Linked DNA regions of Mus musculus: all the other regions are linked to region 2. Evidence: chromatin loops called from intact Hi-C (ENCODE). Cell type or tissue: heart. All regions are shown on one strand.

Region 1 (5,000 bases), 1.6 Mb before region 2:
GGGAGGTAAAGATAAAGGTCTAGGGAGGGGGAGTCTGGGATAGGCATTCTGGCAGATTTACAGGGGGTCTGGCTCCACAGATAGCAAAGGTCACCAGGTCATTAAGAGCATCCCCTCTCAGCTCTCTGGGTAGAAAGCAGGAATTTTATTTCTTCCATGGAGGTGACAACCCTGAATGTTTAGCATTCCTGGTTCCCTGGTGCTTATCTGTGCACACAGGACCTTGTGCCTTCTACGAGTCTAGCATAAAATCCTTTCTTCATGCGAATCTCGAGGTATAGAGGGACATAGTCAGAACTGAGCCACCTTATGGTGCTGTGGAAATGAAAGCAAAGCCAACATCATACTGGGATGAGCTTTCAGAGTTACTTAACAAGGTTATACACACACACAGACAGACAGACACACAGACAGACAGACAGACACACACACACAGACACACAGACACAGACACAGACACACACACACACACACACCCATACAGTGAAGGGTTGTCTGGGGACACACTGAAAGCTTTGGCAGCTATATGTAGAAGCAATTTTATTTGATCACTTTCTGGCAGCTCCTGTATGGAAGCCCACTTTTTTCCCCCTTTTTTTCTTTTTCCTTTTTTTTCTTTTCCTTTCTTTCTTTCTTTCTTTCTTTCTTTCTTTCTTTCTTTCTTTCTTTCTTTCTTTCTTTCTTTCTTTCTTTCTTTCTTTCTTTCTTTCTTTCTTTCTTTCTTTCTTTCTTTCTTCCTTCCTTCCTTCCTTCCTTCCTTCCTTCCTTCCTTCCTTCCTTTCTTTCTTTGAGCTGAAGGTCTTACTTTATTTTTTCCACAGTTTTCTTTCATGGCAATTTGAAGCCAACCCGCAAACAACCTGCTCAAATGTGAAATGAATAGGATAGTCTGTAAATTAGCACTGAGAGCCGCTGAGGAAACTTACCTGGTATGTCTAATAGTCCTAGTTTCTTGGAGACTTGGATCCTTTCTCCTCCCTTGGCTCTTGAGTGTACTTTCACGGATGTCCAGCAGGGGGCAGGGTGGTGCCAGCTGAGGGTTCTGCCCTTCAGGGCTCCTCATCCCCCGATATTCCCAAGGAGAATGCGCTTTGATTGTTTTCCTCTGATTCCATACTTTTTAGAATATCTGAAAAGAACTTACTATGTTTTTGTAGACATTATTTCACTTGATCTTCACATTTTTTCCCCCAAGGAAAGCACTTTTCACATTTTTATGTGATAAAAGAAACTCTGAGAGGCTAGAGGACTTTTATAAGTGGAAGAGCTAGGCGCCACGTGGGGCTTCACTGACTTCTACCCAGAGTGAATATATTCTGTCAGTCTTAAGCACACCCAGACCGAACTGCTTGGTTTTATTTTGTTTATTCATTGTGTGTGTGTGTTTTGTGTATGTATGTTGGCACATCTGTGCCACTTAGAGGGTTTGGAAGCCATAGGAGTTGGTTCTCTCCTTGCTGGCTGTGGGTCCCGGGGTTAGAACTCAGGCCACCAGGCTGGTCACAAGTGCCCACTAAACCATGTTGCTGTGAGCCGACTATGCTGCAGATTCCATTCTGTCCGTGCTCCAGAGTTCATTCGGGTGGCATCCGGCAGAGCCGGGGCTGCAGCTCAGTGCAAGCACCGTGGCTGCCCTGTACTGGAGGCTACATTGCTCATTAGAGAGAAGAATCCCCAGTTCTGCTCTAGGACTGGAGTTAGACAGCTGTGAACCACTGAATCCTCTGGAAGAGTAGTCAACGCTTTTAACATCCGAGCCTCCTTGACATCCCCGTTGGCTCGGTTTATGAAGACCTAGAAAGAAGTCTCAAGTGGACGCCACCAAAATGTTACAATCTAGGGGACTTGATTTTTATTTTTTTTTCCTGCAGGTTAAAGAATTAAAAGGCAGGAAAAATACAGAGTACAGCAGATATCAGCCGGGGGAAAAAAACCAAAAAAAAAAAAAACTCAGACAGAGCAGACTAGAATCAGCCAGTCAAGAAAAGCTTTAACACACACACACACACACACACACACACACACACACACACACACACACACACACATACACACACACACACACACACACACCCACACCACGGGGGGGTGTGTGTGTGGGTATGCCCACACGGTGTGCCCGGCCTTAAACATCCTTAAAGGGTAAAGACAAGCTTTGGCTTTGCAGTGTGGCCTCAGAAATGTGGTTTGCACGACGGAGGATGTTTGCCTCCTGGGTAGGGCCTGGCGGAGCTCTCTACACACCCCACCAGCCAGCTAAAGGAGACAGCCAGCAAACAGCCGCGACATCCTCAGCCTTCTTCACTGGGTTGGTGGTCCAGCAGCTTCGATGTGTGGAAGTGGATGATCCCCTCTCGATTCCTCAGATTTCTTTAATGTTTTTTTTATTAGATATTTTCTTTATTTACATTTGAAATGTTATCCCCTTTCCTAGTTTCCCCTCTGAAAATTCCCTATCCCCTCCCCCTGGCACCCCAACCTACCCACTCCTGCTTCCTGGCCCTGGCATTCCTCTATACTGAGGCACAGAGCCTTCACAGGACCAAGGGCCTCTCCTCCCATTGATGACCGACAAGGCCATCCTCTGCTACATATGCAGCTAGGGCATTTTGCATCTGACTCTGACTCTGTCTCTGTCTCTGTCTCTCATATCTTGACTTTAATTTCCTATAAGCATATAATTATCACTACATTTTGAAGTAGGTTTTCTTTTTTTTTAAAGGAAATTTGGTATTTTTAGTGTAGGTACAGTTTATCTACTTTTCTAATGTTGTCTCCTCAGTCTTCCCATATCTGGATGACACATTGTGTGTGATGCTTACAGCACTCCTCCTATATAAATACCCCCGGGGCGTTTCTTTCCTGAAAAACGCAATTCTAGATCACATGCAGAAGATTGCGAAGGTAGTGTTAGCAGGTTTTGGAAGCTGACTCCTGGAGGTGACTGCATGGCAGAAGGTGGCCAGCAGGGGGCAGTCTCTCCCAGTAGAAGAGAGACGTTGTCTATAGCCATTTGCTTTTTTTTTTTTTTTTTTTTTTTTTGAAAGACTCTTTGAAGGAGCAAAACTGACTTCTTTTTTTTTTTTTTTTTTTTCCATTTTTTATTAGGTATTTAGCTCCTTTACATTTCCAATGCTATACCAAAAGTCCCCCTTACCCACCCACCCCCACTCCCCTACCCACCCACTCCCCCCCTTTGGCCCTGGCGTTCCCCTGTACCGGGGCACACAAAGTCTGCGTGTCCAATGGGCCTCTCTTTCCAGTGATGGCCGACTAGGCCATCTTTTGATACATATGCAGCTAGAGTCAAGAGCTCAGGGGTACTGGTTAGTTCATAATGTTGTTCCACCTATAGGGTTGAAGATCCCTTTAGCTCCTTGGGTACTTTCTCTAGCTCCTCCATTGGGAGCCCTGTGATCCATCCATTAGCTGACTGTGAGCATCCACTTCTGTGTTTGCTAGGCCCCGGCATAGTCTCACAAGAGACAGCTACATCTGGGTCCTTTCGATAAAATCTTGCTAGTATATGCAATGGTGTCAGCGTTTGGATGCTGATTATGGGGTGGATCCCTGGATATGGCAGTCTCTACATGGTCCATCCTTTCATCTCAGCTCCAAACTTTGTTTCTGTAACTCCTTCCATGGGTGTTTTGTTCCCACTTCTAAGGAGGGGCATAGTGTCCACACTTCAGTCTTCATTTTTCTTGAGTTTCATGTGTTTAGGAAATTGTATCTTATATCGTGGGTATCCTAGGTTTTGGGCTAGTATCCACTTATCAGTGAGTACATATTGTGTGAGTTCCTTTGTGATTGTGTTACCTCACTCAGGATGATGCTCTCCAGGTCCATCCATTTGGCTAGGAATTTCATAAATTCATTCTTTTTAATAGCTGAGTAGTACTCCATTGTGTAGATGTACCACATTTTCTGTATCCATTCCTCTGTTGAGGGGCATCTGGGTTCTTTCCAGTTTCTGGCTATTATAAATAAGGCTGCTATGAACATAGTGGAGCATGTGTCCTTCTTACCAGTTGGGGCTTCTTCTGGATATATGCCCAGGAGAGGTATTGCTGGATCCTCCGGTAGTACTATGTCCAATTTTCTGAGGAACCGCCAGACTGATTTCCAGAGTGGTTGTACAAGCCTGCAATCCCACCAACAATGGAGGAGTGTTCCTCTTTCTCCACATCCTCGCCAGCATCTGCTGTCACCTGAATTTTTGATCTTAGCCATTCTCACTGGTGTGAGGTGGAATCTCAGGGTTGTTTTGATTTGCATTTCCCTGATGATTAAGGATCAAAACTGACTTCTTGTATGTTTTAAGCAAACTGTTTTGTGGCTTACAGAGAAGCATCATCTCAGCCTGGTACAACTTCACAACCCGTGGTTCATACTGATTTTTCCCTTGTTAAAAACACTGACTGGGATATTGTCTGGGCATCTGAGCATCATTAAATAGGTGATTCGGATTTTAACTTTTTCTTGAAGGTGATTGATTCATGGCTGTGAATACAGGGCTAGAAGTGTCCCTTTGATATGAGCCTCATATCCCAGGTCCTGGAATTTTTAAGTTAATAACACATGTAGGGAAGAGATTTGTTTAATGATGCACAGCTGTAAAGGGCAAGATCAGAATTAGGGCCAACACATCCAGTTCTTCATGAAGCCTGAGCACTGGGCTGGAGCACTGAGTTAGAGCACAGAGCGACCAGTGACTTCCTTGACCTTGGCAATTGTCTGGAACCAGTAATCCGTCCTGAGAATTGACATGCTCAGAGAGAGGGGCAAAAACAAACACTGGTCTCTGGCAGGCTGACAGAATCCACACATGCTCGACAAATGATTATCTTCGGTGTGAGTCCCTTGGCAATGAAGGACAGCTCTAGCCCGTAGCTGGGTGATAAAGATGATCATGCTAGAGAAGGAAAGAAACTCCCAGGGGAAGCTTGGCTCAGGAGGGTGTCTCGTGCTTCTTCGCCATTGCGGTTGCTTTTGCCGTG
Region 2 (5,000 bases):
GCTGGCTATGTTCTGTGGCTAAAGGACTTGAAAATAAAAATACCACTCAAAAAATCTTTGTCACCAGTACACGTAACTAAAAAATTAATGCATTTGATTCTTTTCCACAAAGTTGAATATTAAAAATCATCTTGACCCATCAACTAAAAATAACTATCAGTCTAGCACATGGTAACCGTACTTAAGGTTTGTTTAAAGTTGAAAATGCTGCGTAGAGTTCAGTAATTGCACTGCCTGGTATTTCCAAATACAACTATTTCGTCCCATTTACGTATAGCGGAGAGAAGTAGCTAAACCTCACAAGTTCAGAATCGCAAGCACGACAACCAGGATCATTGGCTTTTCCTCCGTGTCCTGAGACTGGAAATGAAAGTCCTTGGGTGTTTGGACAAATTCAAACCTGAAATCCTTGTACTGCTTTCAGACTATGGTGCCAAGCCTTACTTAAGATGGTGACAATCCACAGCACTGTTGCAAGACTCTGACAAACAGTGACAGGCTCTGACTATTAATGCTTGCAAAACGAAGTTTGCCTCAGGTAAACATTGCCTCAGTATTTGTCTAAGATTTTGGAACAAATTTAGAAACTGGGATAGACTCATTTGTTGAAGTTATTTCCTTCACTTGTTTTCATTATAATACTAAGATCTTTTTTTAAAATATGTTTACTACAAAAGAAGTAACCCATTTCTGCCACTAAGGCTTTTGTTGTCCTGTTATGTCTAGGAAGGTCACAGTTACCCTGTTGTCGAAATTTTTCATTTTTAATTATTTTTATGTACATACATGTGTAATGTGTGAGTGTTTACTAGAGAGTCTACAGTAGTAGGTTTACATAGAGGTTTTTCTAAATATCTTTGGTGTTGCCTCTCCGGTGAAGTTTCATAGACACACACCCCCAATATTACAGGCTATTGCAGTTGTTTATGGCTATCCCCCAGAAGTTGACAGTAAGATCCTACTGCAGAAGATACCACAAATTTAAGTCATGGAATATAAGGAGATCACTCAGCAACTATCCAAAAAGCTTTCTCCAAGCTGGCTAGCTTTTATAAAACATTTTACATGCTACTGGAGAATAAAAATAAGCATCAAACACTCGTGGCTGTGAACTCTACAAGGGACAATAATGACGGGCCTGACTAGACTTGTCCACTGATGTAACAGTAGTTCCAGTTTTATAACCACTCTCTGATTGGGTATCTCTCATGCTACATAAGATGAAACCCACACCAGTCAGTATTACAAGACCAAAGCCCATGGCTAAACAGGTGATAGGCTCTAAGAGAGAACATACAACTATTATACTGCTAAATGAACATAGTCCTAAACTGACTTCTAATGACAACTTGTTATAACCATGGCTCTCTCAACCCTTACCTGATGAGCTCCTGTTTGCAGTGGATGATGATTTCCAAAGGGATCCACACTGGACCAAGTGCACATGCTGCATAATGCTTAGCCCTAATGAAACAGATATACCATATGCCTTCCTCCCAAGACTAGAGCATCGCTGCAAAAAAAAAAGAGGGCAGAAAGAGTGTATGAGCCAGAAACAGCAGCTGACTACAAAGAAACGATGTTCTCAGAGAACAGCGGGACAGCTGCACGTGCAAAATCACATTGATTGTGACAACACACGTAAGGCCAGTGGGAATTCAAACAAGCTAGACCAAATCCAAGCATGCAGAGTGATGTGAATACAAACTCCTACCCCTACCTGAGGAATGATGGGCAGCTGTTACAGCTGGGAGAGGGGAGCCTCCGTTCTCTCTAAGAATGTAGCCAGTGGCAAGTCAGCTATGTTCCAGTGGAACATCCAAGAATATTTGGGCAACACACGTTTGTATTGATGGGGGGGTAGGAAGAAGAGCACAACGTTGGGTGGGTATGGAGAGAGGGTGGACCTGGAAAGAGCTGGGGGAGGGGAAAGAATACAATCAAAACATTTGTGAAACTTCCAAAGAATTAATAACAATATTTTCTTTCTTTCTTTCTTTCTTTCTTTCTTTCTTTCGTTTGTTTTTGTTGTTGGTTTTTTGTTTGTTTGTTTGTTTGTTTGTTTGTTTCCGAGACAAGGTTTCTCTGTATAGCCCTGGCTGTCCTGGAATTCACTTTGTAGACCAGGCTGGCCTCGAACTCAGAAATCCACCTGCCTCTGCCTCCTGAGTGCTGGGATTAAAGGCGTGCGCCACCATGCCCGGCTACAATATTTTCTAAGAAGAATGTTTGTATGTGCTCTCCTTCCATGCTGTTGTTTGTGATTGTTTATTATTTGTTTCTTGGGAAAAAGAATTCTAAAGTGAGCATACTAGTGGAAAACCACTGTCTGACAGGAACAGAGTCTGTATTGCTCCCGTCATTTTCTAATCACTGCTCGCCTACTGTTACAACGAACCAATTTCTATCGAAGACTGACTAGAAGCCCAGAAAGATAAACAACAGAAAACTTCGTAGAAAGTGTAAAGCCTGCACGTTAACTGGATAATGGTTTGTAAAATGTCTCTCTATCGATCAATCAGTCTCTCTCAGCCTCCTTATGTGTGAGGTCTCTGTCTTTGTGCTGTACAGAAGACTTCAAATAGTTCAACACAAAAAGTCTCTAAAACTGTCCTTGTGAAAAGCACTTCTGCTCAGTTATAATTATCATTTGGTATATGTCATAGCGATGAAACTGCTTACAGTTTCTTTTAAAAGCGCATTAGAGGCAGAACACTTGATAATCTCACCTCTAGAGAAATGAGGCTTACACAGAAACTCAGGAGGACACTGCCACCTTTTGGCCGTATGAGTTTTAAAACTATTGAAAGTTACCACTGCCTTTCTGAATGAAAATGTTTAGACAATCCACTTTTACAAATTGTAATCTTATCATTGATCATAGTCCTATCACTGACCATAATCCTATCGTTGATAGTTTGGAAAGATATACCTTGAAGTTTTGTTTTTCCGTTATACTACTTGTTTTAAATATTAGAGTTCGCATTTTGCTAGGTTCATCTAAAACCTTTTTAATTTAATGCATGAGAACTGTTACTCTTGTTTATTCTGCTTTATAAAAAGATGGCTAGCCTAGTAATGAAAATCACAGACACATTCACACCCCAAAACGCACCCAGGAGCCGTCTGTGCCACTTCTCATTGCACATCCTGCCCACCCTCACAGGGCAAAGTTGCAGCATCACACTCAAGATCACCAAAGCACAGACTGCATTTCTTACAACTTTTCAGGCCATAGATGTTCCATGTGTGTACCTATAGAATAAAAATGACACAGGAGGTGTCTCAGCATGCCTAGAGGCTACGAGGTGAGTGAAAAAGAAAAGGGGCTAAGAAATTGACATGAATTTTCATTTTGAACAGTGACTTTGAAATCAGTAAGTTATTTCAAATGATGACGAAGTATCTTGTTTACATTTATCCTTCGCCCTTCGTTCTTTTTAACATTTCACCATTTTTCCTTCTTTCCAACGTCTCAATATAAAATCTCAGTCATGCTAACCTTAAGCTCATGACTTTAACTACCTGTTGAAATTTAGTCGTCAGTAATTAGTTTTAGTTGTAGCTTCTTTTGCAACTTCATATACTCAGAATATCATCACTTGTTGGATATTTAAAATGATATCAGCCAACAGCACCTTCATCTCAGTATGTAAAAAGGGAAGTGCGTTAGCTTCCTGTAGTAATGTACATAGTACACAGTACATGCAGTACTAAGTACTTGGAGTTTATGATACCATTCTTGGTTTTAGTGGTGTGGCATGCTTCCCACTCTTAGAAAAATGATATTGTCTAACTTTTAGAGAAGACAACATGACTGTTTAATGTATGTGGTGAGCTCAAGCCTAAATTTTTGTTGGTCTTCCTAAGAAACTTCAGGTCCTCAGAGCAGAACATTGAAAGAGTTGTAGCTAAGCAGCACTCCTGTCCAAGTTTTCTTTGTTTACTTTCCTTTTGAGTCCGTGGAACAACAATGCAGAAACCTATGTATACATTATTTCCACTAGCATTTTTCAAAACTGAAATGCCTAGATATGTAAAAAAAAAAAAAAAAACCATGTCACGGAAACCAAGACGGAAGCAAGTGGAAGCGTGGATTAATAACAAACAGATCAGAAAGCTCACCAGCCGGGCTTGGAGTGAAGGTAATATTTTAGCAGGATCAAGATAAGGCCAAATAATTGTAATTTCTTCTAATATTCCCCCATTTAAACTTTGGCACTGATTTAGAATTGGACTAGCTCATCCCCCATGTGTAGCAAGCAAAGATTAACAATAGAGTATAAGATTGCTTGTGGACATGGGGAAGTTCTTCCGGCAACTCTTGGGAAACACAATGGACTATTATTCTTACATGCTTAGCCCTTTCAAGGCCTTCTCGTGACTCCAGGGACTGCAACTTGGATGTGCTTCTTTCAATGCCCTGATGCTACCTGTATGTCTTACATCTGCCTCTTACAATCAAAGAGCGCCTTCGGATCAGGGGATTTGCTCTCCTATCACTGAAACTTCGGTGCTAGACAAACAAATATAGCTAGTCTAAAAATGTTTGTGACTGATTTAGCTAGTGGGAATCATTCAACTAAATGTTGGCTAGTCAATATCACAGTTTTGAAGGCTGTGAAAACATCTGAAAATATATTGTGATTTATTCAAATTGTATTTAAACATATTATAATTTCTAAAAGTTAGACCATGTGTTTAACCTTTACGCTCAAGTAGATAAAAATATAACATCCTTCTAAAACTTTGTACCCCGTTCCCAATCTCCATTATCAAATTTCAGGCAACTCTACTGAAATTAACAAGGTTTCTTTCTTCTAGTATTTCTTTCCACGGAGCATTCGTGTGCACCAAAATTCAAAATCAAATATAGCTGCTGGGATTCTGAGGGTTAGCTGCCTAAAGGGCATTCCAGTTCACAAAGAAAAGGGATAAAAGACGAAGAGCAATTCGAGCAGAGTCTGAGAACGTTATCCTTAAAGTGAAGAAGTGAACTT
Region 3 (5,000 bases), 470 kb before region 2:
CCAATCCAGAAACATGAAATGCCTCTCTTCTATGTGGCTGGCATCTTATTTCATTTCTTTTTCAGTATTCATCATTTGCATGGTACTTTGGACTAATAATTATTGTTCACATTTCAGTATGTAGTATTGCAGTATTTTTTTAAATATCAAAGATAGTTTACACAGTTCATTTAAAACACAGTGAACATGTATTGCTGTGATTTGCTTTCTACAGTTAGGTAGAAAATTTCTCTCGGTGTCATATTGGCGAAAGACCTTCCATAAAGACAAACAATTGGGATGTGTCTTTTCTGGCTCTTTTAAATCATTATTAGTACTTTTATGTTATAAGGCATGCATTCAAAACCCAGGGGCCTAGGGTGATAGCTCAGCCTACAAATGTCTTGCCTTGTAAGCATGAAGACAAGAGTTTAACATTCCAAAATCATGCAAAAAAAAAAAAAATCTGGGTATCATGGCACATAGTTGTAACCTCAGTGCTGGAGAAGGGAAACCAGGAAGATCCCTAAGGCTAACTAGGTAGACCAGCTGGCCTACTTAAAGAGTAAGATATCTATCAACTGAGGAATGCCAGACTACATTGTCTTCTGACCTCCAAGGCTTGTGCACACATATGTACACAAACAAAACTGCACACACACACACGTGCATATAAAACTGTACACGTGCATGCATATAAAATGCACACAAAAGACTTATTCTCTTGTATGTAAATTTGCAAGAGAAATCCTTTCACAATTAAAAAATAAGATGTGTTTTGAAGTTCTATACAAATTAAATACATGGTCTGAAGTATTTTGCTCTCTTCTACTTAGAATCTTCTCAGTCAAATCTATAAAATGAAATTTCCAATTTACCTTTAAGGACACACTGAACTTGACTTGAGGCTATGTGCAATTCTTGCATGTCAGTTGATGTAATGGCTCCTGATGAATTTTCTGCTGTCCCCTTTGGGCTGCTCGGCTTCTCTGCACAGCTTATCAGTGAAGAATGGAAGGCAGGACTAAGCTTCTTTTGCCTACAGGTTGTTGTTATCTGAGAATAACACCAGCACAGGTCCCTTTCTTTTCATCGCAAGGGCCACAACTCTGCCCCCTGCGCCACTTTCTCTTCATGGGAATGTTTTTGATACTTGAAGAAGTCGTCACTGGGCAGAATGTTGGCTCTCCCTTCACGGGAACATTAAAAATAGAATGATCTTTATGGTTCTACTTAGACTCCACTTCAAGACCATTATGGATACTTACCAGCTTTTGTGATAGAATTATTCTGGAACTTTCTAAGATCTAGTGCTACATCTAAAACAATTCTTTCTAAAACTATTTTTTTAAAAAAGAGAGCCACAATACTGAAGAGATCCTCAGCAATTAAGTGTAACCGCTCACAACCATCCAACTTCAGTCCCAGGGAATCCATTTCCTTTATCCGACCTGTGCAGGCACCAGGTATACATGTGACACACAGATACACAAGAGATCAAAACACTCATACACACAAAATAAAAATTGAAAAATCTTTTTAGAAAATTTTAAAATAGAATCATCAAAATGGGAGCATTTGTGACTCTTTATCTCCTCAGCCAGTGGTTTCTCGAGGTGGCCCTGCCCATTTCTGAGAAGTTTCTGTCTCACGGCCGGTTTTCATCTGCGTGATTGATCTCCTGAACTGAGAGAAGATGGTCAAGTGGGGTCTCATGTAATGAGACTCATCTGTTTGGACATCAAAGCAAAGCTCCATTTTCAAATGAAAGATTCTCTAATAGACTTTGATCTCATAGTGTAAACAGCCACGGGTTCAAGGTAGCCTTCATTCTGAGAGGCCACGGGAACGCGCTGCTCTGTACTGTGTGCGGTGCAGAGATAAAAGTAGCCGCTGAGTAACTGTAACACAATCAAGCTGTCCCCGCGGTGGACTTACTGGCACATCTTTAAAAAAAAATGAATAAGCTGCATTTTAATATTTTGCTAAGATCTATCAATTCATGAGATTGTAATTAAGAAAATATTATACTTGGCAGAACTTTCTGCTATTATCAACCAACAGAAAAATCAAAGGAAACGCACGTTGTGTAATGTAATTGCTACAAATAGTGGCTATTTAAGACATTAGTGTAAGACCTGGAAGGATTCTCGGTGTGTTCGTGCACTTTCAAGAAGGGAAAATTGCAAAATTAGTTTCAGGCAATTTTGTAAGTGCGAACATTAAATCACGAAGAATAGTTTTTGTTCCTTCTACACATGGAATTGCTTTGTCTCAACAGGAGACAGAAAACCTCATAAAACTCAGTAGCTGGTTAGGTGCCGTGTCTCTACTCGACAGCAGGTGGCAGTATCGATGCATCAAAATGTCATTTAAGTTTTTTGTTTTTCGGTGTGTGTGGGGAGGGCAGGCAGTCCTGTTATCTGATGAGTGTTTAAATTTAGGAGACTTCTGAATTTAGAACTTATAATGAAATCTTATAATCTGAATTTTCTTAGCGTTCTTTTCTCTATATGTCCCTTCTCTGTTTAATAAGGGAATGTATTCTTGTTGTTCTCTTCAGACCTTGACAAGATTATCGTGTTTTAACACAAGAACAATATAAGCTTACTTTTAACTTTTTCCCCAGGCATATAACTATTTGGTGTTTGACGAAATGTGTGATAAGAACATACTCCGCCTAGCCAGTGCTTGGAGAGACGAAAATTTCAAACTCCAAACTTCTGCTTCTCACTCTTGTGGTTACATCTTCTTTGTAGAACTTTGATAAGTACCAATGAGGGATTCCATCTCCTTTCAGATTCCCGGAACTTCTTCTGTGGTTCAGAGAAAATGGAAGCAGCAGCAGCCGGTTTCTCAGCCCCGGGGGTCCGGACAGCAGAGCAAGGCTCGGATTAGCGCTGTTGCTGCTGAGATAAAGCAGATCCGAGCACGAAGGAAAACAGCCCGGATGCTCATGGTTGTACTTCTGGTCTTTGCAATTTGCTATCTACCAATCAGCATCCTCAATGTGCTAAAGAGGTAAAACCCGTGCGTTTATTTAAAAGTGAAGCAGCTTGGCATTTTAATTAAGAACTCTTTTCTTTCTAAACAGACAGACCCTCCTCTCCCTAGGGACTTTGTCTGGCCAATCAACTCGGTTGCTTGAGCTGATGGAGTTCTTTGCGCACTTAGGGCAAGACCAGCCTTCTAGCACAGACAGGAAATACACTCTTTCAGTGGATGAAGATTCTCAGTTGAGTGGCAGATAAAATGGTCGTTTTCCTAATCCCCTGTTGTTGACTGCTAAGGCTTAGATGAGAAAATATTTTAATAAAAATTGTTTCAATAACTAATTTCGTAAGTAAATAAAAGTCCATTGAACTTCTAAATTACTTCGGAAGTGAGTAAATGAGTTTTATAAAAAATTTGTTCTCAAATATTTCAACAATCCTATATTTCCAGTGAGCACAGGTACATCGACAAAACTCCGAAGCCGAAATGATTTTGACCAGTGACACGAACAGCGGATGCTGAGTCGCAGGTCCAGTGCAGGACATGAGTAGCCAGCTTTCTCAGGAAACATCAAAGCTGTTATACATACACCCACTGCGCCCAAGGCAGCCTTAATTCTGTTTATAAGAGGCTTCAAATTTAACCTGAAATTGCTCATGTCTCTTTTCCCAAAGTCAGAGTCAATATCATATTCCTCACAGCTGGAGAGACAGATAAGTTTGGCCAGAGTCAGACAAAAAGTGGTATAAACCAGCTGCGAAGACCTCTCCTCTTTGGCCTTTGTTTTTCCATTCTTTAAAGGTTTCCTCAATGACAAAGTAGAAAATGAACATTTGTTCAGAAAGAATATAGCCTTGTATGTTTTAAGGGTTTCGAAAACTCAATTCACAAAACAATCTACCCTCTGCTCCTGCCAAGGTTCCCTCTCGATTTCTTCCTCGCAGAAATCATACACAAATGTATTAAATGCATTGCTAGTTAGCCCCCTCCCCCACCCCATCCCCGCTAGCTAGCCCGGCCACCCCATTCCCCCCCCCCCACACACACACACACACACTATTAAGAACACCATAAACCAGGCAGTCCTGCTAGCAGAAGGGAATCCAGTGGCAGGCAACTTCCATGGCGAGGGGCGGGGTCGGGGTCAGGGTCAGGGCAGTGCCCAAGGTTCCTCCTCAGAGAATATGAGGGGGTAGTGGGAGGGTAGGGGCTTGTAAAGGTGGGACTGGGGGGAGGATGCCATCCAGATGTAAAGTGAACAAATAAGTAAATAAATAAATGAAAAAAGGGCATCATAATCATGAATGATAATGAATAGATTCATCCCTCCTTTCCCCTCCCCCTTTCCCTGTCCTCTTCTTCCCTCTCCTCTCCCTCCCCTTAGCCTTCTTCTCCCTCCCCTTCCTCCTCCTCTACCTCCCCCTCCCCCTCCTCTTTCCTTCTCCCCTTGTTTCTTTACCAATCCAGATCAAATATTTTGAAAATGGATTTAGCACTCTGTGGGATGCATATTTGAATTTCTTATACCTCTGCGCTTGCACCTCTCCCTCTAGTTATTTCCAGATGCCCTCTTGTCAATAATATCCATCTTATTATTCTGAATTAAATAGCTTCCTTTTCCAGGGTGGGAAAGAAATCTAAGTATAATTTAAAACTTTTTTAAAAAAGTTTTTGAGCAATCTGTGTGTTTTTACACACACACATTTTAAAATAACTTTGAAAATGTTTTTACTGAATACAGTTTTTTAAAAAGATATGTATTTAAATTTAATCTTGCCTTGAATATAAATCTTGCTTTCATTTATTGCTCATACAATGTAAAGTCCTACCTTTTTATTTTCTTGACATGTAAGCTATAGAATGTATAGCCTTGTTGGTTAAAACTAACTTCCTCAAAGGAATTTTAAAAAGTATTTATTTATTCCCTTTACAACCCAATATCAGCCCTTTCTTTCCTTCCAGGATCCCCTCCCCCACTCCACCATTCCACCTTCTTCCTGAGAAGGGGAATCCCCCCTCTGAGAGTC
Region 4 (5,000 bases), 230 kb before region 2:
AGAATAAATCTATTTGAATAATAATTATTAAAAAGTTATTTTCTGTGGTGTTTTTCTACTTACTCTATAGATATGTGTGTATTTATATGCAGAAATATGTTGATGTATATGTAAATAAATTGCATGAGAAGGACTCTCATAGTTAGGGTTTCTATTGCTATGATCAGACAACAGGACCAAGAAAGCAACTTGAGAAGGAGTTTATTTCAGCCCTCAGGTTGTCACACTCCATCACTGAGATAAGCCAGATCATGAACTCAAGGCGGGAACATCAAAATGAAGTACCATTCAACTCTACCACAACCTTTTGTGTTGGAAAATATTAAACAAAGATCCAAACAACCACACCATCCAACAAAAGGGATATCAAATATCCATACTAAGAGCCACTTTAAAGACCTAATTCTAGATGCTTAAGTCCAAATGCAAAAAAAAAGTAAAAAAATACAATATGTCTCCTCCAGAAATTAGCAAACAATTGTACTATTCTCTAAGAGAAGCAACTTAATTAATACTTAATTAATATACAGGACAATGATTTCAAAACAGCTATATAATATATATTATAAATATTTTCAAGGAACTTAAAGAAGATATGAACAAATACCTGAATGAGAACTATGGAGAGGGAGAGAGGGAGAGAGAGAGAGACAGAGACAGAGACAGACACAGACACAGACACAGACACAAAGACACAGAGACACAGAGACACAGAGACAGAGAAAGAGGGAGACAGACAGAGAGACAGAGAAAGAAGGAGAAAGTTGATGTTAATGGTGCTAACCTACAATTAGAGGGGCAGAACCCTAACTAAACACCTCATGAAAGGAAATAAAGGCCTCAGCAACAAAAACAGGTGAGATGAGAGGGAAAGATTAATCTTTGACTAATGGGATCTCACAGACCCTCAAACATTACAAGCTATTGCCAATGCTCTTGGTTACCACCCACAACTTGCTAGTAAGACCCTATTGCTAAACATGCTACATACTTGAGACACAAAACCTAGAAACATCAGGCTGGTACTCATCTGAAAGTTTTGTCCATATTAGTTCGTGTTTGTTGTTGCCAGATGGTTCTATGCCCACTGCTGGAGAAGAAAAGCATTACTCAATCTCACCTAGCTGTGAACCAACCCTTCAAGCCACAACAATGACTGGTCTGAGAAAATATGATCACTGTGGCATGATGTTATAAAATGATCCAATCACTCTTGGGTTGTATCTAAGGCCCACTCTGTGAGATGGAATCCACACATGGAACTGTTAAGGTTGCTATATAGGCTTTGTGTGTGTGTGTGTGTGTGTGTGTGTGTGTGTGTGTGTGTGTGTGTGTCTGTGTGTGTGTCTGTGCTTTTAGAAGAGAACCAAATAGTATTATTCTAGTAATAGACATAGTACTAAAACGACTCTTAATAACTTCTTGCCATACCTATGGATCATAGCATTTCTCAACCCTCTTCAGAGTACATTCTCTTTGCAGTAAATAGCAATTAACACAGAGAATCTCATCTGGTCAACATGAGACCTGGTCGATTAAAGACTGTGTAGTGCTCAGCACCAAATATAATATCCATTCCCCAAAGGTTCACAGATGTCTGCAGAAGAGGAGAGAGAGAGAGAGAGAGAGAGAGAGAGAGAGAGAGAGAGAGAGAGAGAGAAATTATAAGAGACAGAAGAGTCAATAACATCATGTAAATTGTTTTTCAGACACTTCAGAACATTTGCACAAATGAACTCATTGAGAATGCACAAAACTTGTACAATTCCTACGATCTCAACACAGAGAGGGACATAAAAATAAAATATTACCACTAGTGGAGGAGGTACTGGCATTTGATAGTTGCTTGGATAGTGAGTCAGGTTTTTGGTTTGTTTGTTTGTCTGTTTCTTTAAGATTTATTTTTTATTTATTTATTTTTTTTACGTGAGTACACTGTCACTGTCTCCAGAAATACCAGAAGAGGGCAGTACTCATTTTTTATTGGATATTTTCTTTATTTACGCTTCAAATGTTATCCCCTTTCCAGGTTCCCCCCTGAAACCCTCTATCCCACCCCTCCCTCTGCTTCTATAAGGGTGTTCCCCCACCCACCAACCCACTCACTCTAACCTCCCCACCTCGCATTCCCCTACACTGGGGCATCAAGCCTTCACAGGACTAAGGGCCTCTTCTCACAGTGATGGCCAGCAAGGACATCCTCTGCTACATATGTGGCTAGAGCTATGGGTCCCTCCATGTATACTCTTTGCTTGGTGGTTTGGTCCCTGGAAGCTCTGGGAGGTCTGGTTGATTGATATTGTAGTTCTTCCAATGGGGTTGCAAAGTCCTTCAGGTTCTTTAGTCCTTTCTCTAACTCCTCTATTGGAGAACCCTTGCTCAGTTCAATGATTGGCGGAGAGCATCCACCTCTGTATTTGTCAGGCTCTGAGAGAGCCTCTGAAGAAACAGCTACATCAGGCTCCTGTCAGCATGCACTTTCTGGCATCCACAATAGTGTCTGAGTTTGGTGACTGTATATGAGATGGATCCCCAGGTGGGGCAGTCTCTGGATGGTCATTCCTTCAGTTTTTGATCCACACTTTGTAACTCCTCTTTGAAGGGTTTTTTTTTTTTTTTTTTTTTTTTGGTCTCCCTTCAAAGAAGGACCGAAGTATCTATATTTTGGCCTTCCTTCTTCTTGAGCTTCATGTGGTCTGTGAATTGTATCTTGGGTATTCTGAGCTTCTGGGCTAATATCCACTTATCAGTGAGTGTATACCATGTGTGTTCTTTTGTGGTTGGGTTACCTCACTCAAAATGATATTTTCTAGGTCCATCCATTTGCCTAAGAATTTCATGACTTCATTGTTTTTAATAGCCAAATAGTACTCTATTGTATAAATGTACCACATTTTCTGCATCCATTCCTCTGTTGAAGGACATCTTTGGTTCTTTCCAGCTTCTGGATATTATAAATAAGGCTGCTATGAACATAGTGAAGTATGTGTCCTTGTTATATGTTGGAGCATCTTTGGGTATATGCCCAGGAGTGATATAGCTGGGTCCAATTTTCTGAGGAACCACCAAACTGATTTCCAGAATGGTTGCACCAGCAATAGAGGATTGTTCCTCTTTCTCCATATCCTCACCAGCATCTGCTGTCACCTGAGTTTTTAATCTTAGCTATTCTGACTGGTATGAGGTGAAATCTCAGGGTTGTTTGATTTGCATTTCCCTGCAAATCAATAAGATTTAAAAGAATAAGGATGTTGTATACTTCTTTAGGTGATTTTGGGCCATTTGATATTACTCAGTTGAGAATTCTTTGTTTAGCTCTGTACCACATTTTTATAGGGTTATTTGATTCTCGGAAGCCTAACTTCTTGAGTTCTTTGTATTTATTGGATATTAGCCTTCTATCGGATGTAGGGTTGATAAAATCTGTTGGTTGCCATTTTGTCCTATTGACGGTGTCGTTTGCCTTACAGAAGCCTTACAATGTTCTTAGGTCCCATTTGTCAATTCTTGATCTTAGAGCATAAGCTATTGGTGTTCTGTTCAGGAAGTTTTCCCCTGTGCCCATGTGTTTGAGGGTCTTCCCCACTTTCTTTTCTATTAGTTTCATGCTATACCCAAAATAATTTTCTAATACCAGGTGATATGGAAATAATTATTAAATAATTTATTTGAATAAGATAAAATAAGAAGGATAAAATCCTACCAACCTATCTATACCCTCTACTTCCTAGCTAAAATTTATTATTAAAACCCACACCAAAAAAAAAAAAAACCAGCAGAAACAATTGTAGAGTAGATTACAAAGTGAACACATGGATGTTAACTGCATTGCAGAACCTGAGAAGAGCAAGCCCAAAGCTAGCCATTAAGAAAGCATCAAAGAATTTAAAGACATTCTTTGCACTTTTAAAAATGCAAGTGGTATTGGGTTGGGGCACACCTTTAATCTCAGCACCCAAGAGACAGAAGCAGGCAGGTCTCTGTGAGTTTACCACCATTCTTGTCTACATAGGGAGTTCTTGGCTTGCCAGAACTAAACTGAGACTCTATATAATAGTCACTTTTTTATTACTGTAATAAAACACCAACTTTGAAGCAACTTATAGAAGGAAGACTTTATTTTGAGCTTGTGGTTCTATGATTAAGAGTCCATCACCATCACTGTGAAGAAGCCTGGTATCAGGCAGGCATGGGGGCAAGAACAACTGAAAGCTCATATCTTGAGCTGCAAGTAAAAATGGCAAATGTCTCAAAGCCTTCGGCCAATGAAACACATTGTCCAACAAGGTCACACCTCCTAAACGTCTTCAAATAGAGTAACCACAGAATAACCAACTGAGCACCAAGTGTTCAAATGCCTAAGATTATAGAGGACATCTCATTCAAGCCAAAAAAAAAAAAAAGAGTGAATACAAGGAAATTGAAAGACAGAGGGGTTGCTAACCACCATCATGAGCACTTCTGACTTCATTATAGGATGACTGGCAAGAGGCTTGTGGACTAGCTTAAGTGTTAATTTAGTGTTTGAGGCCAGAAACCCATAGCACTTGAATTTTGCACAAGAATAGAAAATCTTATCCATAAAATATTTCTGAATAATATCATCAGGAAAATCTTACTTCAAAGCTCATTTTTAAAAAGAAAGATTTATTTCATTTTTAATTATGTATGGGAGGTTTTGTCTGTGTGGGAGTATGTACATATTAGTGCAGGTGTCTACGGAGGCAGACAAGCATTGGATCCCCTAGCGCTGGGGTTACAGGTGCTTGTGATCTATCCGATATGGGCTCGAGCTAAATCTGTCATCTATGCCTCACTAGCGGAAGTTCAGATACTTACTACCTGGAGATGTTAAGCCAGAGAGCCTACTGCTTTAATGCCAATAGAGAGAAAGGAGTGTGGGGGTGCAAATAAGTACAGGGAGTTCCCAAGAAATTCATTATTAGTGACTGATGTTGCTTTTCCAGCCCTTTCTCCCAACTGGAGCTTTGATAGCCAGA
Region 5 (5,000 bases), 140 kb before region 2:
ATGCCGTAGGATCTCATGGGTAAAAGTGGTGAATGTTAACCAATATCTCATCCTTCAGAGAACTGACATTCACACACACACACACACAAAAAAAAAAAAGTCAGTTGGGCCAAAGTTTAAGAAGCCCCAGAATAAATCTATTAGAAATATGGAAAGTTCTGTTAATTCCTTGTTTCACACTTAAGTTAGTGGATACATTTCCCATTACATCTTTGTATTATTTCTCCGCACCTCTAAGGGCATATTTAAACAAAGTACACATGATTGACTTGGATATTTTCTGGTGTTGTGGAACAGTATAAGTAGTATATGAAAATAAAAATTGAGAGGTCGGTCATGAATTATAAATTTAGAAATTTAAAGAAAAAAAATCCCACAAATGAAAATACTAAATATTGAGCTCAGGTTGCTAGATACAATGGCATACATCCCAAAACATAAGGCTTTTTTTCCTTTATTTAAAAAAGGAAACAAATTAAAAGGGTTTGTTAAATTTATTTATTCTTTTATCTACTTATTTTTGATTAAATGATGTTTATAAAATGTTGGCACCTGACTAGATATAAACAATAGGGATATTAGTACCCACATTGGCAAATAACCTTTGCCATTAAGAAATAGTACCACCAGGCAGCATGAATATAAACACATAAATACATATTTAATAGACAATATTTAATATATCAAATATAGTAGCTAAGTACTTTTACTTCATTGGTCTAGGATCAATAAAAGCATAATTTGGCAATAGATGGGAGAGTAAACAACTGGTCCAGCACACAAACTTCTTCCAGTCATCCACGTTCATCCTGACCACACACTGTGCTTCCATCAGATGATGTTTAAAGTTAAGATTGTTCCTTATCTTTGATGAATATAAAGTTGTCTGTTAATATTCAGTTGTGCAAAGGCTTAACCCACTCTTGACTATGGCACCTATTTATGTTTTGAATATATCTGCAAATACAAAATGAACAATGCAAGATGGGAATTAAAAGTGCTTCATGAAGTCCCATTTGTCAATTGTTGATCTTAGAGCCTGAGCCATTGGTGTTTTGTTCAGGAAGTTTTCCCCTGTGCCCATGTGTTCAAGGCTTTTCCCCACTTTCTCTTCTATTAGATTCAGCATATCTGGTTTTATGTGGATGCCCTTGATCCACTTGGACTTGAGCCTTGTACAGGGAGATAAGAGTGGATCAATTTGCATTCTTCTACATGCAGACCGCCAGTTGAACCAGCACCATTTGTTGAAAATGCGGTCTTTTTTCCCACTGGATGATTTTGTCTTCTTTGTCAAAGATCAAGTGACCATAGGTATGTGGGTTTATTTCTGGGTCTTCAATTCCTTTCCACTTATCTTTCTGCCTGTCTCTGTACCAATACCATGCAGTTTTATCACTATTGCTCTGTAATACAGCTTGAGGTCAAAGATGGTGATTTCCCCAGATGTTTAGAACTGTTTTCACTATCCTAGGTTTTTTGTTATTCCAGATGAAGTTAAGAATTGCTCTTCGCATCTCAGTGAAGAATTGAGTTGAAATTTTGATGGGGATTGCACTGAACCTGTAGATTGCTTGTGGTAAGATGGCCATTTTTACTATGTTAATCCTACCAATCCATGAGCATGGGAGATCTTCCATCTTCTGAAGTGTTCTTGGATTTCTTACTTCAGAGACTTGAAGTTCTTGTCATACAAATCTTTCAGTTTCTTGGCTAGAGTTACACCAAGGTATTTTATATTATTTGTGACTATTGTGAAGGTTGGTTTTTTTTCCTAATTTTTTCTCAGCCTGTTTATTCTTTGTATATATGAAGGCTACTGATTTTCTTTTGAGTTAATTTTATATCCAGATACTTTGCTGAAGTTGTTTGTCAGGTGTGCTAGTTCTCTGGTGGAATTTTGGGGGTTGCTTAAGTATATGATCATATCACCTGCAAATAGTGATATTTTGACTTCTTCCTTTCAAATTTATATCCCTTTGACCTCCTTTTGTTGTCTAATTGTTCTGGGTAGAACTTCGAGTACTATATTGAATAAGTAGGGAGAGAGTGGGCAGCCTTGTCCCTGATTTTAGTGAAATTGCTTCTAGTCTCTCTCTATTTAATTTAATGTTGGCTATTGTTTTGCTACATGTTGCTTTTATCATATTTAGGTATGTGCCATGAATTCCTGATCTCTCCAGAACTTTGAAAATGAAGGGGTGTTGTATTTTGTTGAAGTCATTTTCAGCATCTAATGAGATGATCGTGTGGTTTTTTTTTTTTCCATTTGAAGGTCAGTTGACCTTGAACTTACAGTCCTCCTGCCTCTGACTTCTACCTGTTGGGCAATGGGGATATGATCACACCCAGCTTATTGTTATTGGATTAGTAAAGTTAATATAAACAATGCCTTATGATATTATATAACAAAAATTCATATGTCCTCATATTTAAAAGAAAGCACACTACTTAGTTATAGTTTTTTCTAAAAGACAAACTTTGTTCAGATTGTAGTCATACATGTCAGGGACAAAAAAAAAGATAAATTGCTTCAATATAATCATATATTCTTGCCAAAAATGTTCTTTAAGTTGCTGAATTTATGTTTTGAAGTTGGGTAAAACATTGACTTGAACGCATTATATATCATGGTTGTTCCACACATGACTACTAAATCATATTTGCTAACCAGGTACATTTGCCCTCTTCCAACTGACCCTATTTTTTTTTCCTATTAGTCTATTAATTCTTGTGAGAAATTTGCTAATACTTTTACAGTGAAAAGGGTACATTCGACCTTTATTAATATAAAAACTGTCTTATTTATTTAAAGTTTTTACTTTTAACTATGTGCAAAGTTTTTACTTTTAACTATGTGCACATGTATTTGGGCATGGACTGGTGCATGTGAGTGCAGTGCTCAAAGAGACCAGAAGAGGGAGTCAGATCCTCCTACTGCTGAGATTACAGGAAGCAGCTACAAGCAGCCAAATAGATGCTGGACTTGGATCTGCTGAAAGAACAAGTGTTCTTAACCCCTGAGCCATCTCTCTGGCCCCCAATTTTATAGTATTAGGAACATTAAAAATTTAAGAGTAGATGATGTTGAAAGCTCCGATGTAATATCTCTCATTGCCTCTAATAAAGATTTTTAAAATGGCAATGTAATTTATTTTATTACTATAATTACCCAGTTTCCTTTAGTGGATACTGTTCTAATATTTGTATGTCCCTTTGTGTTATCCTCATCTTTCCTGTAGTTTTAAATTTTAAGCATATTTCTTTTTAATAGCATGTCATGAGCATACTTGTTGAAACAATTATTTAAAATCAACCAAGGCAGCAATGATTGCTTTAGTCTGTTTGCATTAAATGTTATATGATTATCTGGACCCCTTTCTGCTTTGCTTCTGTATCATTTTGCCCCTTAGACACATTTCTTTCCTTTCTTTTCCTATTGTATTTGTGTGAACTGATTGAATTTTATGACATTGCGAGTACCTCCCATGCTGATATAGAGTGGCTGTTAGAATAATTTAGTTTGAGACCAATGTCATCCATACCTTGTTTCTACAAATGAAGTGCTCTGCCACAGCCACCCTCCTCCCTTTAAGTCATTTCTTTACCTGCTTTGAAAATAGAGAAGCAAGTTTGAATAGTTATGTCAGAGACACAAAAGCCTAAAACTATAAGCTTTGTTTTGCTTTTTTAAAGATTTGTTTATTTTATATATGTGAGTACACTGTGGCTGTATTCAGGCACATCAGAAGAGGGCATGGGATTCCATTACAGATGGTTGTGAGCCACCATGTAGTTGCTGGAATTGAACTCAGGACCGCTGGAAGAGCAGCCTGTGTTCTTGACCGCTGAGCCATCTCTCCAGCTGCAGTATACTTTTTATAGAAAAAGTTTAGATGGGACATACTAGTTTTCAGGTCTGGTTTTATCAGGAATCTTCACCGTGAATTCTGAGGAAAAAGCTGAAGATGTTTGTTTAGTCATCATTAGACAAAACTATATTATCCATCACCTCAGAACAGTGTCACCCTGTCTCAAGCAAACAACAAACACCCTCTTCAATTACCAACATCTAATCACATGCATTTTATGATGATAGTGCCAGTCATTCTATCTCAACTCTATTTTAAATACAATACAATTGTTCTTTTTTTTTTTTTGAGGTACATCTTTTAGCAACAGACTTGCTTTTAATACTAAATTTTCTTTTAGCTTCTTGCTTTATCTGCCTTGAAATGTTTTTATATTGCCTAAGATTTGGGAAGATAATTTTGGCTAAATTCATACTTCTAAATGACATTTTTTTTCCTTAGCAAAATTTCGAAGACAGGAAGTATGTGTTGACTGATTTCCAATTTGAGTATGATGCTTTGTTTGATGGGCCAAATATTAGCCCAAAACTCACTTCAGTAACCTGAAATAAACACATGATAGGGCATCCTTTGATACATATGAACTTTCAATTCCCCTGTAAACTGCCCTCTCTTCATCTATCTTGCTGTCGTCTTAGGGAAAAATGTCTGCAGATCTAACTCACTAAACCAGCACATCTAGTAAAGTTTAATTTTTTTTCCTTCTTGGACCTATCAGCCCACTTAAAATATTTCATATAAGATTTTGCTTTCCTCAAAAAGCATATCATATCTACACATTATCAAGGATATACTCAACAACTGGATAACCTTTCTGATTTGTGCTACCTATGTTGTTCTGTTTAACCCTTACAGTACTTCCTGCATATCACTTTGGCTATGAGCTTCACATGTTTTCAGTGGGTGGACCTCAAGGCCTGGGATGGCACTGCAGTCCCCAGACAGCATCTCCCTGTTCTTTCTCCAATGTATTTTCAGATCCACTAGAGGATCGTGAAAATTCACAAGTGTGATTTCTGGTCACAAGTTTACACAAATACCCCAGAAGGCTCTTTTCCTCTCATCATGCAGAGACACATCAAATTTCTTTGCTATCTGGTTCTGGTTGGTTTCTGGATTTACGGAGTG
Region 6 (5,000 bases), 360 kb before region 2:
CTGTCTCCTGAAAGGCTCTGCCAAGTGCCTGACTCATACAGAAGTGGATGTTCACAGTCATCCATTAGATGGAGCACAGGGTCCCCAATAAAGGAGCTAGAGAAAGTACCCAAGGAGCTAAGGAGTTTGCAGCCCCCTAAGAGGAACAACAATATGAACTAACCAGTAACTCCAGAGCTCCCAGGGACTAAACCACCAATCAAAGAAAACACACGGAGGAACTCGTGGCTCTAGCTGCATATGTAGCAGAGGAAGGCCTAGTAGGTCATCAGTGGGAGGAGAGGTCCTTGGTCCTTTGAAGGTTCTATGCCCCAGTATAAGGAATGCCTGGGCCAGGAAGCAGGAGTGGGTGGGTTGGGGAGCAGAGGGAGAGGGGAGACGATAGGGGGATTTTGGAGGGGAAACTAGGAAAGGGGGTAACATTTGAAATGTAAATAAAGAAAATATCTAATAAAAATTATTCTCAATTATATGTTCTGTCTAAATAAAAAGCTTTCAATGGGCAGTTGTGACAACTAATCTCTATGGTCAACTTGGTAAAAATGTAGAGTAACACAGTGGCCATGCCTTTGAAAGATTATGCTGATTAAGTTTATGGGGTGGGAAAACCCACCATGGGTGGCAACAGTCCATAGGCTGCTGTCCTGAACTGAATTAAAAAGGAGGAAGCACACTGATCTTCCATGGCTTTCCTCCCTGACTTTGAACACGATGTGATCAGCTATCCTGGCTGCCGATGGCCATGTTTGTCTTACCGTGATGTGTGCCAAGATAAACCTTCTCTTCTGTTGCTTGTGCCAGGTATTTCCATTCAGCAACAAGACAAGTGATACCGTAAAGCTGTGCTGGTACTAAATTATACTCTCTTACAATAGCCAAAAGGGAGAAACAAAGAAAAAATCCATCTCTGAAGAGTGGATTAAAAAAGTAGTACCTATATACAATGGAATGCTATTTATCAGAAATAAAATGGCATTGTGTCATTTGCAAAAACACAGATGGAACTGTAGATCTTTACAACAAATGAAGAAGAAGGAAAAAAAAAACACAGGAAGAAAAACACCTCCAGATCATATGTATATGCAGCATACACAAAAGTGAATTTCATAGGACAGGACAGTAGAGTGGGGAGAGTGGGGGGTGGGGCGGCTTTGATCAATGGCAGTAGGCTTCAATTAAACAGGAATGAGAACTATTTCAAAGTATGTGATTACAGATAATGATGGTAAATGGCATACATTAAAAAGACAGAGAGGGATTTTTAAGTTTAAAATGATGAGTGTTTGAGAAGACAGATATACCTATTGCAATGTAAAGGCTGCACAGTGCTAGCCCATGGGTGGAGGCACCTGTCTGTAAGTACAGTAAGTACTGGGGCAGGGGGCAGTACAGCTGGTGAGCTGTGGAGCTCAGGGCTTTCTAAACTACGTAGAATGACTTACAGCAAAAAGTAAAAGAAAACAAATAAAACTCACAACATATAGAGACATTTTGAAACACTACATAATACCTCATATATATTCATATAGATAGATAGATAGATAGATAGATAGATAGATAGATAGATAGATAGATATCTCAAAAACATATATATATGTTTAAGACTATAAACAACAAATACTACATTCTTTGACTGCTCCAAATTTACTGCAGAAATGTCTAATTGTATGTATACCAAACACATAGACAAATATAGAACAAACTAAGAAAAACAGCATTATTTGCTCTACTGATGATTTATCACATATAGGGGGAATATGTTTAGAATTTATGACTGAACTTGGTGTATCATTATGTGTAGTTGATGCACAGACCACTTATCTTTACTTCAGGAAGATGAGCAGCATTAGGATACTGTCCTGTCTCTCACTAAACACAAAGCTTCGCTTAGGACAGGTTCTTGATGGCTGTATATGTACAAGGCTGTGTGTGTGTGTGTGTGTGTGTGTGTGTGTGTGTGTGTGTGTGTGTGTGTGTGTGTGTTTGTGTGTGTGTGTGTGTGTGTGTATTTGTTTGTGTGTAGTACATGCCAAACTATTGTGATACCATAATAAAAACAAAGTACTTATTTTTACATCTCAGAAGCAATGTCCATCTTGAGATGAACAGCCACGTGGTGGCAGTGTAACATCAGAATCCCCCAAGTTCGACACCATTGCATACACTAGCAAGGTTTTGCTGAAAGGACCCAGATAGAGCTGTCTCTTGTGAGGCTATGCTGGGGCCTGGCAAACACAGAAGTGGATGCTCACAGTCAGCTATTGGATGGATCACAGGGCCCCCAAAGGAGGAGCTAGAGAAAGTAACCAAGGAGCTAAAGGGATCTGCAACCCTATATGTGGAACAACAATATGAACTAACCAGTACCCCCGGAGCTCGTGTCTTTAGCTGCATATGTATCAGAAGATGGCCTAGTTGGCCATCAGTGGAAAGAGAGGCCCATTGGTCGTGCAAACTTTATATGCCCCAGTACAGGGGAACGTCAGGGCCAAAAAGTGGGAGTGGGAGGGGGGAGTGGGTGGGGGAGCATGTGGGGTACTTTTGGGATAGCATTGGAAATGTAAATGAAATAAATACCTAATAAAAAAATTTTAAAAAAAAGGAATCCCCCAAGTTCATGTCTTGTGTTTACAAGCCACTGGGTCCCAGTCAGAGTGGATAGCTAATATGTAATACAATCCATCAAATAAACAACCTTCTTAGGTTCAAAATAAATGTAAGACTAATGAGGCTGCAGAATGTATAAGGCCAAGGCTAACATATTCTTTACTTCTTCCTCTGACTTGAAATATTTATTAACCAAAACTATGACATAACCAAAACTAGACATAAACTCCCATGGAACTTTAAGTTAGAAATAAAATATATTAAATCCTGTGTCCTGTGTGGTAAGGGTAACCTACCGGAATCCAAAGAGAAGCAATTTTCCCAGGGCCCGAAACACGAATAAAGCAAAGCAAACTAAACAAAAATCTTCAGCTGGAGCACTGTGACTATCCCCCTTCCAATCTTTCCCTTACTAATCAACAAACCCTGTGGCCTCACTTGAGCTCTGCAGATCTGTGTAAAATGGACATTCATAGCCCTTTCTGGAAAGTAATAAATGGGACAAGATATATCATAAGCACATTGCTTCTTTACTAGAACAGTAGGTAAATTCTGAGGCATGCTAAGTTTTACAAAATACCAGATGCTCAAACCATGCAGACATACTAATTAACTATACAGACATACTAATTAAAGAAAAGTTTATCCATAAGTGGTGCTTAGAAATAATCCCCCCAAAATATATGTGTGTTTACATAATGGAAGTATAACAAACAAATCTAAAAGCGTCCCATTCTGTTTCCAACACATCCCATATAGTCTAAGCTTTTAGGTATTGAAGTTATTAAAGACTCAAACATTTTGGCAATGTAAATTTTTTGAAAAAAAAATCTATTCTTTTGTTCTCTAAAAAATAGCATCCTTTTAAAATCTACACAATGTTAGATTTAAAATACTATTTCTAATATTGAAAATTATTCCCCTTTAAGCTCTCACCTTTTTTACTCTCTTCTCTAGCCCTCCTTCTCTCTCTCCCTCTGATCTCAGAAAATATTGACATAGAAGGGGGAACCCCTCTCCATGTGGCCATGGTCAGCCTCTCTCTTTCTACCTTCTCTATTTCCCCCTGCCTTTGGAAATTATTCGCTTTGGATTAATATTACCCAGGGCTAAGTGTTCATACAGGATAAAATCACATAACTGTACTCACTGGACAAGGAGAGATGGCTTAGTGGTGAAGTTCCTCTTCCTGAGTACATGCGTTTGCATCCCAGCACCCATGTTGGCTGGCTCACAGCTGCCTGTAACTCCAGCCCAAGCAGCTCTGATACCCTTTTCTGGTCTCAGGAGGCTAAGATGCAACACACACACACACACACACACACACACACACACACGCACACGTGCACTTAAAATATATTAATAAAAAAGACCATTGCCATTTTCTGGTAATTTGGCTCTTCATTTTGTTCATCATAGCCAGTGTTCTCTCTCATGCATAACTGCAGTCACCAGTATAATCATTTCTCTTTACTAATCCAGATATCACTAATGGATCACAGCATCCTTTTCAATAAGCCCAGATCTTACCAAGTAATGCTTTTCAACAATTTAAATCATTACACCATGTTGAACTAGGGTACCCCAGACAGAGAACTCACATTTGCCATGCAACTATATAGTGAAGATGATGTCATACCATGACAACCATAGAAGGTAAACAACTGGGACACATAAATAATTCTCAATGTTTTGACCAACTGATATACTTCTCAATACTAGGGTATCAGCCATTCTGTGTACATGCATGCATGTATGTATCTACATTTAGGAATGAATATGGTCATCACTAAAACTTTCATATAACAGACATTGAATTTTGAAATAGAATTTCTTAATCTTTCCACTTGTGTTCTACAAATAGGTTATATCATACTTTCACTACTCATATTAAAATATAATAGTCATATTGGAATTAAATTAAAGATATTAATATATAAAAATTAAATTTCATATTAATATATGAAATATATATACAAGGAAGCTGACCATTTCTGTAAGGCTGAGAAAATATCAAAGATATTAAGAAATACTTATTAAAGCTTACTTTTCACAGGGATTGTACACTTTACAATGGAAAAAGTGCCAGAGTGCCATGTGAAGTGGCTAATAACGCATGCCCATTTGATGGATGAGCAAAGTGAGGGTCTGGAGGGCAACCGGTATGTGCCACTTCACATGGTTAGAATGAGACAGAGAAAGGAAGGGCTAGTTGTACACTGGGGCTAATAGAACTGGTTCACAGTCATCATAAACTAAGGGACAGGCCCTGCCAAACCCCTTCACACCCATCCTTCTCTGACCTGAAACATCTCTCTGGGATGTGGTGTGAGCTGAGAATAGAGTGCTGACAGGTGAGAAAGGCCCCTTTCCTTGGGAGACTCCCTTCTTAG

What was found. A loop is a pair of places that touch in the nucleus more often than their neighbours do. Peaks named below come from ENCODE experiments on the same cell type or tissue, not always from the same donor. Only the 100,000 strongest peaks of a DNase experiment are listed, where the experiment ranks them.
Region 1: it touches region 2 in a loop (5-fold over the local background); 4 of 42 quality-filtered maps call a loop at or near these places.
Region 3: a loop joins it to region 2, with 7 times the contacts of the local background. A loop is called at or near these places in 30 of 42 quality-filtered maps.
Region 4: it touches region 2 in a loop (3-fold over the local background); 3 of 42 quality-filtered maps call a loop at or near these places.
Region 5: it touches region 2 in a loop (2.4-fold over the local background); 6 of 42 quality-filtered maps call a loop at or near these places.
Region 6: a loop joins it to region 2, with 8 times the contacts of the local background. A loop is called at or near these places in 36 of 42 quality-filtered maps.

What each region holds. Positions count from the first base shown.
Region 1 is chr9:77,377,780-77,382,779 of GRCm38, reverse strand. All of the region lies in intron 3 of 5730403I07Rik (RIKEN cDNA 5730403I07 gene), which reads left to right. Among named protein-coding and RNA genes, the nearest start is that of 5730403I07Rik, 19 kb to the left of the region's middle. In heart, CTCF peaks have their summits at 1,018 (motif pointing right) and 2,951 (motif pointing right); no DNase peak of the experiment used is centred here; H3K27ac peaks cover 397 bases.
Region 2 is chr9:75,760,450-75,765,449 of GRCm38, reverse strand. It overlaps Gm39373 (a long non-coding RNA gene), which reads right to left and starts at 1,640. Exons shown (of 2, transcript XR_870927.2): 1 at 1,381-1,640. In heart, a CTCF peak has its summit at 2,783 (motif pointing left); no DNase peak of the experiment used is centred here.
Region 3 is chr9:76,234,169-76,239,168 of GRCm38, reverse strand. Hcrtr2 (hypocretin (orexin) receptor 2) reads left to right here. Exons shown (of 8, transcript NM_198962.4): 5 at 2,780-3,000. Among named protein-coding and RNA genes, the nearest start is that of Gfral, 23 kb to the right of the region's middle. In heart, a CTCF peak has its summit at 2,313 (motif pointing right); no DNase peak of the experiment used is centred here; H3K4me3 peaks cover 1,653 bases; H3K27ac peaks cover 1,501 bases.
Region 4 is chr9:75,989,832-75,994,831 of GRCm38, reverse strand. No RefSeq gene overlaps it. Among named protein-coding and RNA genes, the nearest start is that of Hmgcll1, 23 kb to the left of the region's middle. In heart, no CTCF peak of the experiment used is centred here; no DNase peak of the experiment used is centred here.
Region 5 is chr9:75,903,613-75,908,612 of GRCm38, reverse strand. No RefSeq gene overlaps it. Among named protein-coding and RNA genes, the nearest start is that of Hmgcll1, 110 kb to the left of the region's middle. In heart, a CTCF peak has its summit at 2,901 (motif pointing right); no DNase peak of the experiment used is centred here.
Region 6 is chr9:76,120,212-76,125,211 of GRCm38, reverse strand. The region is part of intron 7 of Hmgcll1 (3-hydroxymethyl-3-methylglutaryl-Coenzyme A lyase-like 1); the gene reads right to left. Among named protein-coding and RNA genes, the nearest start is that of Gfral, 91 kb to the left of the region's middle. In heart, a CTCF peak has its summit at 2,109 (motif pointing right); no DNase peak of the experiment used is centred here.